2 separate regions of the Homo sapiens genome follow, and region 1 is linked to region 2. A link is a contact called in ENCODE Hi-C or POLR2A ChIA-PET data. All regions are on one chromosome and are shown on one strand. Each heading gives the region's core, a stretch centred on a gene start or an enhancer-like site at or near the end of the contact. The rest is flanking DNA. Distances are from core to core; before and after follow the strand shown.

What was found. Hi-C counts contacts between places; a loop is a spot of excess contacts on that map. ChIA-PET counts read pairs that join two places held with the same protein, here RNA polymerase II (POLR2A). Pooled maps may share reads with other maps.
Region 1: a loop to region 2 is called in a pooled map, with 2.8 times the contacts of the local background. The contact joins two enhancer-like sites. A Hi-C loop is called at or near these places in 2 of 50 pooled maps. POLR2A ChIA-PET finds 5 or more read pairs at or near these places in 4 of 52 experiments (A673, AG04450, GM12878 and 1 more).

Annotation. Positions count from the first base shown.
Region 1 is chr13:97,565,897-97,572,066 of GRCh38, reverse strand. All of the region lies in intron 3 of LOC105370324 (a long non-coding RNA gene), which reads left to right. Among named protein-coding and RNA genes, the nearest start is that of RAP2A, 130 kb to the right of the region's middle. Within about 2 kb of position 4,051, at least 2 of the 41 ENCODE cell types and tissues checked have a DNase peak (open chromatin) inside an H3K27ac peak, as active enhancers do.
Region 2 is chr13:97,456,141-97,461,683 of GRCh38, reverse strand. The region is part of intron 1 of RAP2A (RAP2A, member of RAS oncogene family); the gene reads right to left. Among named protein-coding and RNA genes, the nearest start is that of RAP2A, 25 kb to the right of the region's middle. RefSeq lists enhancers at 1,304-1,413, 1,774-1,823. Within about 2 kb of position 1,548, at least 2 of the 41 ENCODE cell types and tissues checked have a DNase peak (open chromatin) inside an H3K27ac peak, as active enhancers do.

The DNA of each region.
Region 1 (6,170 bases), core at 2,802-5,301, 110 kb before region 2:
CACAGTTTAGAAGTGTTAAGTATATTCATATTGTTGGGCAACCAATCTCTAGAACATTTTAATCTTGCAAAACTGAAACTATACCCATTAAACAACTCCCCATTCCCCTGCCTCCCAGACCCTGGTAACCACTATTCCACTTTGTTTCTATGAATTTGACTACTCTGGATACCTCATATAAGTGGAATCATCCAGTATTTGTCTTTTTGTGTCTGGCTAATTTTGTTTAGCATTATGTCTTCAAAGTTCATCTCTGTTGTAGCACGTTATCATAATTTCTTTCCTTTTTAAGGCTAATATTCCACTATGTCCATTAAGGGATTTCATTCATATATACATATATATATATATATACATATATATATACACACATATATATATACATATATATACACACATATATATATACATATATATATACACACATATACATATATACACACATATATATACATATATATACACATATATATACATATATATACATATATATACATATATATACATATATACATATATATGTATATATATGAATGAAATATATGAATGAAATATATATATGCACACACACACACACACATACACACATATTCAAAAGCCTTAGATATAAAAAATATTCACTGTTTTAACCCTCGAAAAACCTGTACTCATTTATTTATTGAAGTTGACTAAAATATGGCCGAGTACTAAAAAAACTGATGACTGAGTCACTACTCTGGAAGTTCTCAAAGTGAGGATACAGTGATTATCCAAGGCTGGATGGGTCATTTGTGCAATATGTAAAAGTAACAAAGACATACCACCTTAAGTTACCCTATTTCAGGGCCTGTTGTTTCTAGAGAATTCCTTACAACTCTCCCTTGCAAAACTCTTCCTCTCACTCATAGAAGATCAAAGTGGAATTTACTAATTTAAGGACTAATATTTCGCTTATTGTTCTAAGCTTATAAATTCTGCCTCTTACAGAAAACAGACCCTCTTCCTTGTTTTAGATCATATTTGCGTTTAGTATTTTTTTTTTTTTGGCATTAGAAACAGAAAGGAGAGAGGCTGCTGAGTCCCCTGCTAAAGCTCTAGTCTAAGACTGACATTTTAAAATTCAGCAGACAGAGCAAATCCACATGATTCCAGGACTTGCCTCTCAAGGTCAGAATATTTAGTGAACACTTGGGTCAAATCCTCTCCTTGGTATCGGTGCCAGGATGTTGGCCCTCAGTTCACCTTCCTGAGCTCTTTGCTCAGTTCTCTTAGGGATGTTTGGCTGTGCCCCCTCAGGCCTTACTTCTGAGCTGATACGTTTGACCTCAAAATGGATAACAGGGCAGGAAGGTGGGACCAGCTTCTGTCACACTGTGCAGTTTATTTTCTATCAATAGCCCTGTTACAGTGCACAGGCTCTTGGGTTCCTTGAGGAATGGAGCCATTTTGTAAACAAAACACTGTCATTTTAAGCCATTAGAATGCATTCTATGAGGCATAATGGCCAGCGGAGAGCTACTGGGAAAGTCGGATGAAGCACAGAGTGAAGTATTTGGTTCTCTGGGTCTCCTGTGATTTAACTGCCCTACAAACTCAGCCTTCCCATTAAATACTGTATTAAAAAAATCTCTGGAGCAAAAGCAAATATGTGCTTTTCTTCTCTGAGAAGAGATGGATTTAGCAATTCTACTTCTGTTTGTTATTTCAGTGGAATCTAGTTGTTTTGGGAGTTAAATAGTCTTCTCTCAGATGTTATTTTAAATGCCCTCTACCCGCCACCACCCCTCCCCCCGCCTTTTTTCTTTTTGGTAAGAAAACTAGCTCCTTAGCTCTTCAGGTAGTGGTGAACAGTTTTAGTGCTAAAGAACATTCTCTCTCATGTTTTGGACATGAGTCTGAGTACATTAAATGTGTTCATGCATTTTATATTGTAAAATACAATGTAATTCTTGTTTTGTGAGTGGGAGGGTAGACGATAGTGCTGAATTCCATGTGTTAGTCCAGGCTTTATGGGAGGCAGATGGCAAAACGGCGTTAAATGTGCCAAGATTCCATTAGCGGACACTACCGTGTGAGAGAAGATGAAGAGTATCAGAAAAGGCTGCGAGAGTTTCGGCTCGCCCTGTAAGCCTGATCCAGGGAAGAGGAGAGGGTGGGAAGGTTAGGTGGGAGCACTGTGGTTTTGAAACAGCTGTGCAGTTTAAGGAAGGTTTGTAAGGCTACTGGGGAGTCTTTGGGCCAAGATCAACCTTCAGAAGAGTCCAGTGTCTCCCAGAAACCGGCTGCTTTGGCGTCCCTGAGGATCACTCACTGGCCAGGCACAGCTGTGGGAGGTACAGGGGGGCCCTCGGTTAATTACATGGCCTGTCACCTAAGGTGTAGGAGCCATTCTCAGAGTTGCTGCAGTCTGCATCTTTAAAGTTTTGGAGAACTCTGTGTTACCTGGTTCTAACATCACTAATGATGGATGCTGTTTCTTTTTTAAAGTAAGTCTCCATTGATTTTTGCATCTCATAATTCATTAGTTTGAAAGCTTCCAAAAAGCAGTTAATTGCCCCCAGGGGCCATCTAGGATCCTTTTATTCGCTGGAGGAACTCTGATATGATATCAGTAAAGAAAAGCAAAAACACAAAGAGGTTTTTACTTCTGTCGGTCCTAAGATTGTTATGTGTTCTTATGAGTTTTGCGGCCACACTCATCTGTCATTTATTAGTTGAGTGACCTTATGCAAATCACTGAACGTCTTTATGTATACAAATAGTCATAAAAATTCATAGCTGGCAGAATCATTGGGGGTTAAAACAATATGTATATTAGGACTTGGCACATAGTAGGTCCTCAGTTGAAAATGTAGACATAGCCAAGTTGTATTGGAAGTTTACCCTGTGCTCCATGGGGTGCATAACTGTCAGAGTTCACTGCAGGGATCTGGAAGATGCCTGGTGTTTTAAGCAGGAAGGGATTAGTGTCGGGAGGTGGTGCTCACACAATCATGGGAAGTGGTGGGGGTGGCCAGCCCCAGGCTGGGCTTCCAGACCAGCTCACCAGGGAAGCCTCTACCTCTGTTCCAACCAGGAAGGGGAGAATGAGGAAGCTGCCACTGACCCTGCCACATTCCAGGACACACACCACCATGGCTGCAGTCCAGGAATTGGGAAGCTGGGAGCATGAAGCTGCCACCACCACTGCAAACTGCCTCTTGACACCCTTAGAGTTAGTGTCTGGACAGTGGGACACCACTGCAGAAATGCCACATCTCCACAACCTTACTTACCAGCAGAAAGCCAGAAGTAGCAGCGCTGGGCGTCTCCTGGATTCTGCCTTCCAAATTGCATGACAGTGCATCTGCCACACAGACCCTGATTGGCATGCAGAACTCTAGCTGTGGTGGCTTTTAGCTTCCCAACTCTGTCATCCAACAGGGGTCTGCAATACAGGAAGGCACAGGAGAAGGAGGTGGCTGGATGCCCGAGCATAGCTGGCACCCTTTTCCAGCACTGTGCTAGGTACACTATGTGCATCACCTCATGTAACTGTTGTCATAGCAGAGCAATATAGGTAGAATTATTACCCCCACTTTACTGATATGGAAAATGAGGCAGGTATCTGGTGGGGGCAGTCTGTGTACTCAGATCTGTCTGTTCTCAAAGCTCATTCACTTAATTAGTCTGGTGCTTTTTCTAGAACATATGCGTTCTTTGTGTTCACTTTTGAAAAATGTCCCAAATCCCAGTTTCTTTTCCTGTGTGGATGAAGCTGCCCTCACTGCAGGCAGATTGGGTAAATTGTTTTTGATGATCATTCAGGGAATAAATACATGAACCTCTTCACTCCAGCTCCAGGGGTATAAAGAGTCAGTTTGCAGTGGTGGTGGCAGCTTCATGCTTCCAGGCTCCCGATTCCTAGACTGCAGCCCTGGTGGTGTGTGTCCTGGAATGTGGCAGGGGCGGTGGCAGCTTCCTCATTCCTTACTTCCTGGTTGCAACAGAGGTAGAAGCTTCCCTGTGGGCTGGTCTGGGAACCCAGCCTAGGGCTCACACCACAGCACCACCTTCCACAATTCTGTCTCCTGCTTTGAGTCATCAAGCTGTAAAGAGCATTGCAGATTGTCTTGTGAGTCCCTTGCCTCTCTTCTGCCATTATGAACAGGGGAACTGAGACAGAACTAGATGAGCATATTCTGATTAAGGGCTTGAAGTTGAGATTCTCACTCAGACCAGCATCCTTTCTCTTATCCAGTAGCTTGGTTGTCCTTGGACCTATAATACATTGCATTCACTGTCCTTCTCAGGCTCACACAATAAAGGTCCCAATGGGAATGCCCGGATACATCTGCACCCTTGATCTTTGGCATATGGACTCTCTGCTTTTTTTATTTGTTTGTTTCAGGTTGTGACATTGCCACAGGAGATGGCCACACATGCTTATGCCTTCTAGGGCTCAGTTTTGGTGAATCAGTTGTTTTCAGAAAGTAGCCTGTGAACTGCTGGCTGTTGATGAGAATCCATTAGATCCTCTGAGGTCTAGTTGAAATGGCAAGATCACAGTATGCCAAAGTCTTCTCAAGTTCTTAGCTTGCCATGGGGACAAAGAGAATCTCTGGTCCTTCAGTGGCCACTCCTTTTACAAGGCAAAGTTTTTCAGGCAGACTTTGTTGCGTCTCAACCCAGGTATTTCTGCAACTCCCTTAAAACTGCTCATGTGTTCTACAAATCCACTCTGTTGACACCAGTCACCTGTTTTCTGGATGGCTCTAACATTCTCTTGCAGATCGTTCTCTTTGCCATACTGCTACCAGTCTTCCTGCACAGCTTCAATTTAGGTGAGATAGGCACTAACTTCTTAGTTAAATATTTAAAGCACATCCAAGAAACCTTGCAGAAGGCTTGCAGAGACCATAAAAATCACTCAAAAAGCAAAACTGTAAGTGGACAACCAATGCCACATCTCCCCACGTGGCTCCGCTGCAGTCCATTGCAAAGGGTCTATTTGAGCTGCTTCTTGCCTCACCCTCAGCCTGCCCCTGTGTTAGCCAGTGCTCATTAACACCATCACCATCCTGGAGTACCTAGAAAACTTTTGTTTTAAATTTTTAATTTTTGTTGGTATATAATAGGTATATATATTTATGGGGCATTATGGGATATTTTGGTACAAGCATACAAGGTGTAATAATCACATCAGGGTAAATGGGGTCTCTGTTACCTCAAGTATTTATCCTTTGTGTTACAAACAATCCAACTGTACTCTTTTAGTTATTTAAAAATGTACAATTAAATTATTTTTGATTTGTCACCTATTGTGCATCCTATTGTGCTAGCAAATACTAGGTCACCCTATTTGTCAAATTGGTATCCGTGTGAGGGGGAAGATCAGTGGAGCCTTCTATTTGGCCATCTTGTTCCACCCTTTCTCCATGTCAAACTTCTTAATCTCTCCAGAAGCCTGTGTATGGGCAGACTTGGGGAAGTATGGAGGCTTCTGTGAACAGATGTGGATTTCAGCTGAGATGCTGGGGTGGAGGTGGCAGTGAAAATCTGAGGGAAGACAGAGGGTTCCCTTCTCCTCCTCCTAGTCTTCAAATGGTAGACACTGACAAATATTCCATAGTAGCAGAGAGAAGAATCCAGATCAGAGGGATGGTCAGGGATTACACTTCTTTATCGCATAGCTTGATCTCGAAACTCTTAATTCAAGTAAGAACACCAGCTGTTTTTAAAAGCTTACATTTATCTCAGTCTTCCTCCAAACAATCACCTGCCACAATGTTTGATCAATTGTGATCCTTGTGTCTGAGGATGGGGAGGGTCAGGATCTGTAACTCTGTTTTAGGTGGCAGCCAGAGGAGACATGAAAGCAGTATGTGGGGTGTGTGTTAATTCCACTTCTGGGAGTGTCACTTCTCTTGTTGTTGTTCCAGACTTGCAGTGAATGGAAGGAAAATAGTATGTGCAGACTTGGATCACTTTGGTAATTATGCCCATCATATGAGGAAACAGGGAGCAGCCTTTGTTTAGCAAGAAAACGAATCCAACAGCCAACGAATTACATTTTTACAAAATCGCAGCATGTGTGTATGTAGGGGGTGGGGAGTATTTTGTGTTTGAGGTTTTTGAGGCTTTTATGTTTCTCTTGGTCACCAGAAATAGGTCATTGGACCCTTTCTGTCTGGAAAAACTTGGTGTCTTTT
Region 2 (5,543 bases), core at 299-2,798:
CCTGTATCATGTTTTATATGTGAAATATTTCTTACACTTTTAGTTAAGTTCAGGATCTACTAGAATATGTGGATTTTCAAAACTTGCAAATAAATCAAATTATTAAGTTGTATTGATACATTATTAAAATCAAGAATTTGAATAAATCTTACCATCAACCTAATTCTCAAAACAGTAAATAAAATATTGCAAACACAGTTCCACATATAACAGCATTTAATAACTGGTAAATGTAGATGAAAATGCAGTCAGTATCAGAGGACCTGTTTATTATATCACTAACTTGTCAGTGGCCTTTTCTAAAATCAAGTTTCTAAAGACACTAGAGAAATCCACATTAATATCCTCAGAAGATTTTTAAACTGAGTACGATGTTGAGAAAAATTATGTACATTTCAGAATACCAGACGGTGATAAATTTTGTCTCTCTGTTAAAATTTGGGACAGTAGAAAAGATTCTACACCCAGATTTGGAGGCTCTGCTTCCAGTTCTGCCAATGAGATCATTTCCTTTACATATCTGTATTTCATTTCTTTGATAGTAAAAAGGGAGTAAGAGTATCTGTTCCCACTTAACACAGGGTTGCTGTAAAGGGCAAATGAGATAATGCTGAAAAAAATGAAGTACTAGATAAAAGGAGGGTGCTTGCTTCTTTCCCCTCCTAACTCTAGTGATGTGGCCTTGAGAAGCCACAAAGGGTGAAGAAGGAGCCGGAGAAACTGATCAAAGGAGGTAAAGAACTCCTGAGGGCAAACCGAGTTGAGGGTGAAGCTGGAGGAAGAGACAGGCAAAAAAGATGGGAGTCAAAAACAACAAAGCAGCCACCAGACACTAACCAGGTGCTTCTCCAGAGTCCCTGTGCTGAACATCCATGGTGATGGGGGCCTAGGAAAGCAGAAAAGCAAGCATTCCCAAACAGCGGGCACTCGAGAGAATATACTGGCCCCTGTGGGAAAGGCATTCTAAGAAGGCTCTGGATTGGGGTGACAGAATAGGGTCCCATATGAAGGTAACATTTGGAGAAATCTGGATCCTCCTTAAGAAAGATGGGTGAGACGCTGAAGGGAAAGAAGCCAAGACCTGTGTTGACAGTAGATGACTGCACTGCATGAGGAAGCTGGTGTTGCTATCTGTTTTAGCAATATGGTGGGTTTAAAAAAAAAAGAAACCAAACAGACTAGGACTCCTGTCCCAGAAGGGGCTGCCTCTAGCTAGTACTGTGAATTTAGAAGATTAACCTAATCTTGGTTTCCTGAGTTTCTTGAAGTATAAAATGAGCTGGACTGGATAATTCCTAAGATACTCTGAAGTTAAAAATCACAACAGACATGGTGGGTCACACCCACAGTCAACACATATCATTGACTAGGTTAATTGCTGAGTGCTTAGCACTGTTCTAAGAATAACGTCCAACAGGCTGATCTTTAAGAGATATGAAAGTGTGCATCAGGAGTAAAGCCAAAAATGTTGGGGGAAATCTTATGAGATCTCATGGGGCCAAAACATAAGCAGGAGGTTTCACTTCTACAAGCGGAGCCACTACTGCCAGCATGCTCTGACTCAACAGCAGAACTCCAAAATGCACTCATGACCTAGGCAGTTCCATTTCACAGACAACGTTGTTCAAACACAAATATTTGGGATGGTTTTAACTACGTGAATACTGAAGGCTATACTGAAAACTGCCTGATGTGGCATAAATAGCTAGTAATGAACAATCGAACAATCAATACATCATGTACTTATCCATCCACTCAACACATATTTATATACTAAGTGCTAGCCACTATTCTAGACACTTACATCAATGGACAAAGCAAATAAAGCTCTGTAATTAGCAGAGGGCGCAGACATCAACAATAAACATAACAAGTCAATTCTGGGTTTACAATAAAAGTGTTAAGTGCAATGGAAAAAAAGATGTGGATCAGGTGGTGGGTGGGGAGCACAGGTGCCACAGTTTTAAATAAGATGATCCCAGGCCTTGTTGGGAAAGTGGCTGTGAACAAAGATGGGAAGGGTTTCTGGGAATCTGCTCCCTACCGTGCAGGTTCTAGGGGAAGAGCATTCTAAGCAGGACATGCCCTAGACAATGCCTGAGCCGGCGACAGCATGCCTGTCAGTGCAGGGACCAGCTGTGGGATCCATCTCTACAGCCTCCTGCAGGACTCTGGCAGTGGAGGAAATGCTCATTTGAAGCTAGACCTCAGGAATTCGGGTGCCAAAAGTGGCCTCAGAAAACAAATCTGGCACTTATGACAGACTGACTTAGAGGGCTGACTCTGTTATTTAGGAAGATGAGGTGCTTTGTTAGTGGGTGATGACAGTTACTTTCATGTTCTATTTTCATTATCAGTTTTGCAGGTTGCCTTCATTTTCCCCCTTTTCATCATTTCCCCCTTTTCATCATTTCTTCCTTACCCCCTTTTCATCATTTGGACATAAAGCTAAAGATGCAAAATTCTCAAACTGTTCAATGTATGTGTTATTGTTAACCTGATCATGAGTAAGATACCACCTTGCTTACATCTTAAACATCAGCAGATATCTCACCAACTTCAGCCCATCTTCCTTGAAATTTCCTTTAAGGGCATGACCAGCTCAGACGGTGACTGATGCAGGTCTAATAATTTTATTTCTGTGTGTAGTCTGTGGACAAACACTTTTTTATTGACAAGAATTTCCATAGTGTTGACTGTATTCATGAACCTGATTATAAATGTATAAATAAATAAAACTAGTTCTTTTAAGCAGCTCTGCTTAATGGACTGAATGAAACATCAGAAATACTGGCTGTAGCATCACTTAGCTGTAGAATGTTAATGGGCTTCTCACCGAGACAGCTTTTTAAAATATCAGTAACTCAAAAGAACTTGATGTGTTTATCAAAATACTTTATTTTGCTTTCTCCTTTCTTGTAACTGTCCTGATATGTAGGTATGTATACGTATATATATTTTATTCTGGTCGTGTCTGAACTTGGCTGATCATCAACACAACTTGAGAATTCTTTTAAAGATAGTGATTTCTGGGCCCTATTCCAGAGCTAGTTAATCTAAATCTGTGGGATCAGGACCCAAGAGTCTATTAAAATATGTAATATGTCTATATCTATAAGCTCTGAAGATGGATTCTGAAGTTCAGCAGGGTTTAGGAATCACTGGCCTAATCTACTACTTTGTGACCCCAAACAACATTCTATGTGTATAGTTCATGGTTCCATATGCGGCAAGTCCAGACTCAATTCCTTCTTCCCTTCATTTATTCACCAATGATAAACTGTAGACAGATACCACTACTGTCAGTTTCTGTACTTTACTTTTGAGGGTGCTGCATCGTAGCGTATTTAAAGAAGGTCATACTTCATGTGAATTTTAACATGCTGGTATCTTCTTAGTGATAAGCAGGTTGAAATATAATTCTCTTTGAATTTGGAAATGAGAATCAGAAAGGCTTTTCTAAGTCCCCTCATTCATCTTTTCACACAGTTAAAATCATCTACCAAGAGAGTCCCAAGGCAAAACGTCAAAAAAACTGATGCTTCAATTACTTCCATGATAAACTTACCAAATGGCTTTGGAGCTTACGTCTGAACATTTTTAGTGACGTGGAACTCATACCTACAGGCAACCCATTTTGTACTGTCAGGTCTGTTAAATGTTAGTGTTAAAAAGTCACAGTTTAAAAGTTTACTTGTATATAAGGAACTGTGATCTGTAACACCCTGCCCCTTCTTCTCATAGATTCTAGTTCTTTTACCCTTTAGAATGTAGAAATCTTTTCTCCAACATGATATAGGTCCCTCCTACTCTTGCTCAAATTAAATAAGTCATGATTTTAAAAAAATACCTGGCAATACTTAATAGGAAACAAAAAAACATTTTTTTAATTCTTAATCTTGGCTCTGTGAGAATGATCACTATAACTATTTTGATATCTATCCTTCCAAATTATTTTCCTCCATATATCAATATAAGTATACCTATAGCTTTTATAAAAAGAGATTATACCAATTATATTTGGTAGCTTCAATTTCCACTATTACAGAGCTTTCCATTTTAATAAATAATATGTATCATATTAATGGCTAGGTAGTACTCCATTTTATAGAATCTATAACTGTGCCATAATTTAATTATCTGTCCTCCATTAGCGTATATGAAGATGTATTATATTTAGTAGCCTCAATTTCCATTTAATATTATAGAGCTTTCCACTTTAATAATATGTATCGTATTAATGGCTAGGTAGCATTCCATTTTATAGAAACTATAACTGTACCGTAATTTAATTATCTGTACTCCATTAATGCATATGAAGGCCCCCACCCCCATTTTTTGGCTAAAATAAGCAGCCAATCTGATGAACTACACCTAGAAGTGTGATTTCTGCCTCAAAGGGTATGCATTATATATATATATGTATATATATATATCTCTCACGTGTTTATACCTATAATCTTTTGCATACCTTTTGAGCCAGAAAAATCATATTCCTAGCTTAGTTCATCAAATTGCCATGTAAACACAGACACACACAAAGTTTCAGTGAACATCTAGAAATTTATACTAAAACCAATAGTGCTTAAGAGTGCTTGTTACCCTATCCTTAGGATTTACATTTTTAATCTTTTAATAAAGTGTTATGGGAGTTTTGATAAAGTGTTACGGGAGTTTTGAAGAAAGAATTGTTTTTGGTTAGGACTCGAAGGCTTCTACCACAGTTTGCTAGCATGAAACATCAATACTGCTTGTAAGGATGAAAAACATGAGCTAAGTAAACCTGCCCTCTTCCTCCAACCTGACTTGTTTTGAAGCGACTAAATATTTCATCTTAAAAGGGCATTTCTGGTAATTTAGCTTGAATAATTAAAGAAAACCACAGTCCAGCTCTGATGTCCTGTTGGTTTCAGAATGCATACTGAAGATGAACAGAGAGAAATGTGTAAATGTAATGTAAAAAGTAAGGAGAGTAATGATACCCAGAAGATATTCAAAGCTATTAGGAGTATCTCAACCAATAAAATAATCTGCTTTCATAGAAACTGAGTGTTGACATTATATCAGAACAGATTTCTAATGCTTTGATTATCACAATCATTGGACCACTGGATTGTGGACCACTGGTCCACAATGGACCAACTGATGATGGAGATGCAACTCACAGCCATTTTAAATGTTTTATTTAAAAACCACTTGAGAACTTCTATTGTGGCCAGGATAGCATAAGCCCATTAAAGTGCCTATCTCCTGCTGATTACAAATAAAAACTCAGGACAAAACACAAAAAACAATTACCAAAGAACTCTGAAAAGTAAAGAGAAAAAAGCAGTTTGTGGAAGAGAACCAACGCCTGAAGAAGAAAGAGACCTACATGCAAGTGAGTTTCCTGGTTTTCCCGTTTTTTTTTTTCTTGTGGCCTTGAGCTGAGGGTGGGCACTTCCTGGTGCACACAGACAATTAGAACTCTGGGAGACTGTCTTTAACCAGAAGATCAGGGTAAAGGGGGCCCTTTGAGCGTGAGTATGTGTGTGGGCTGAAAA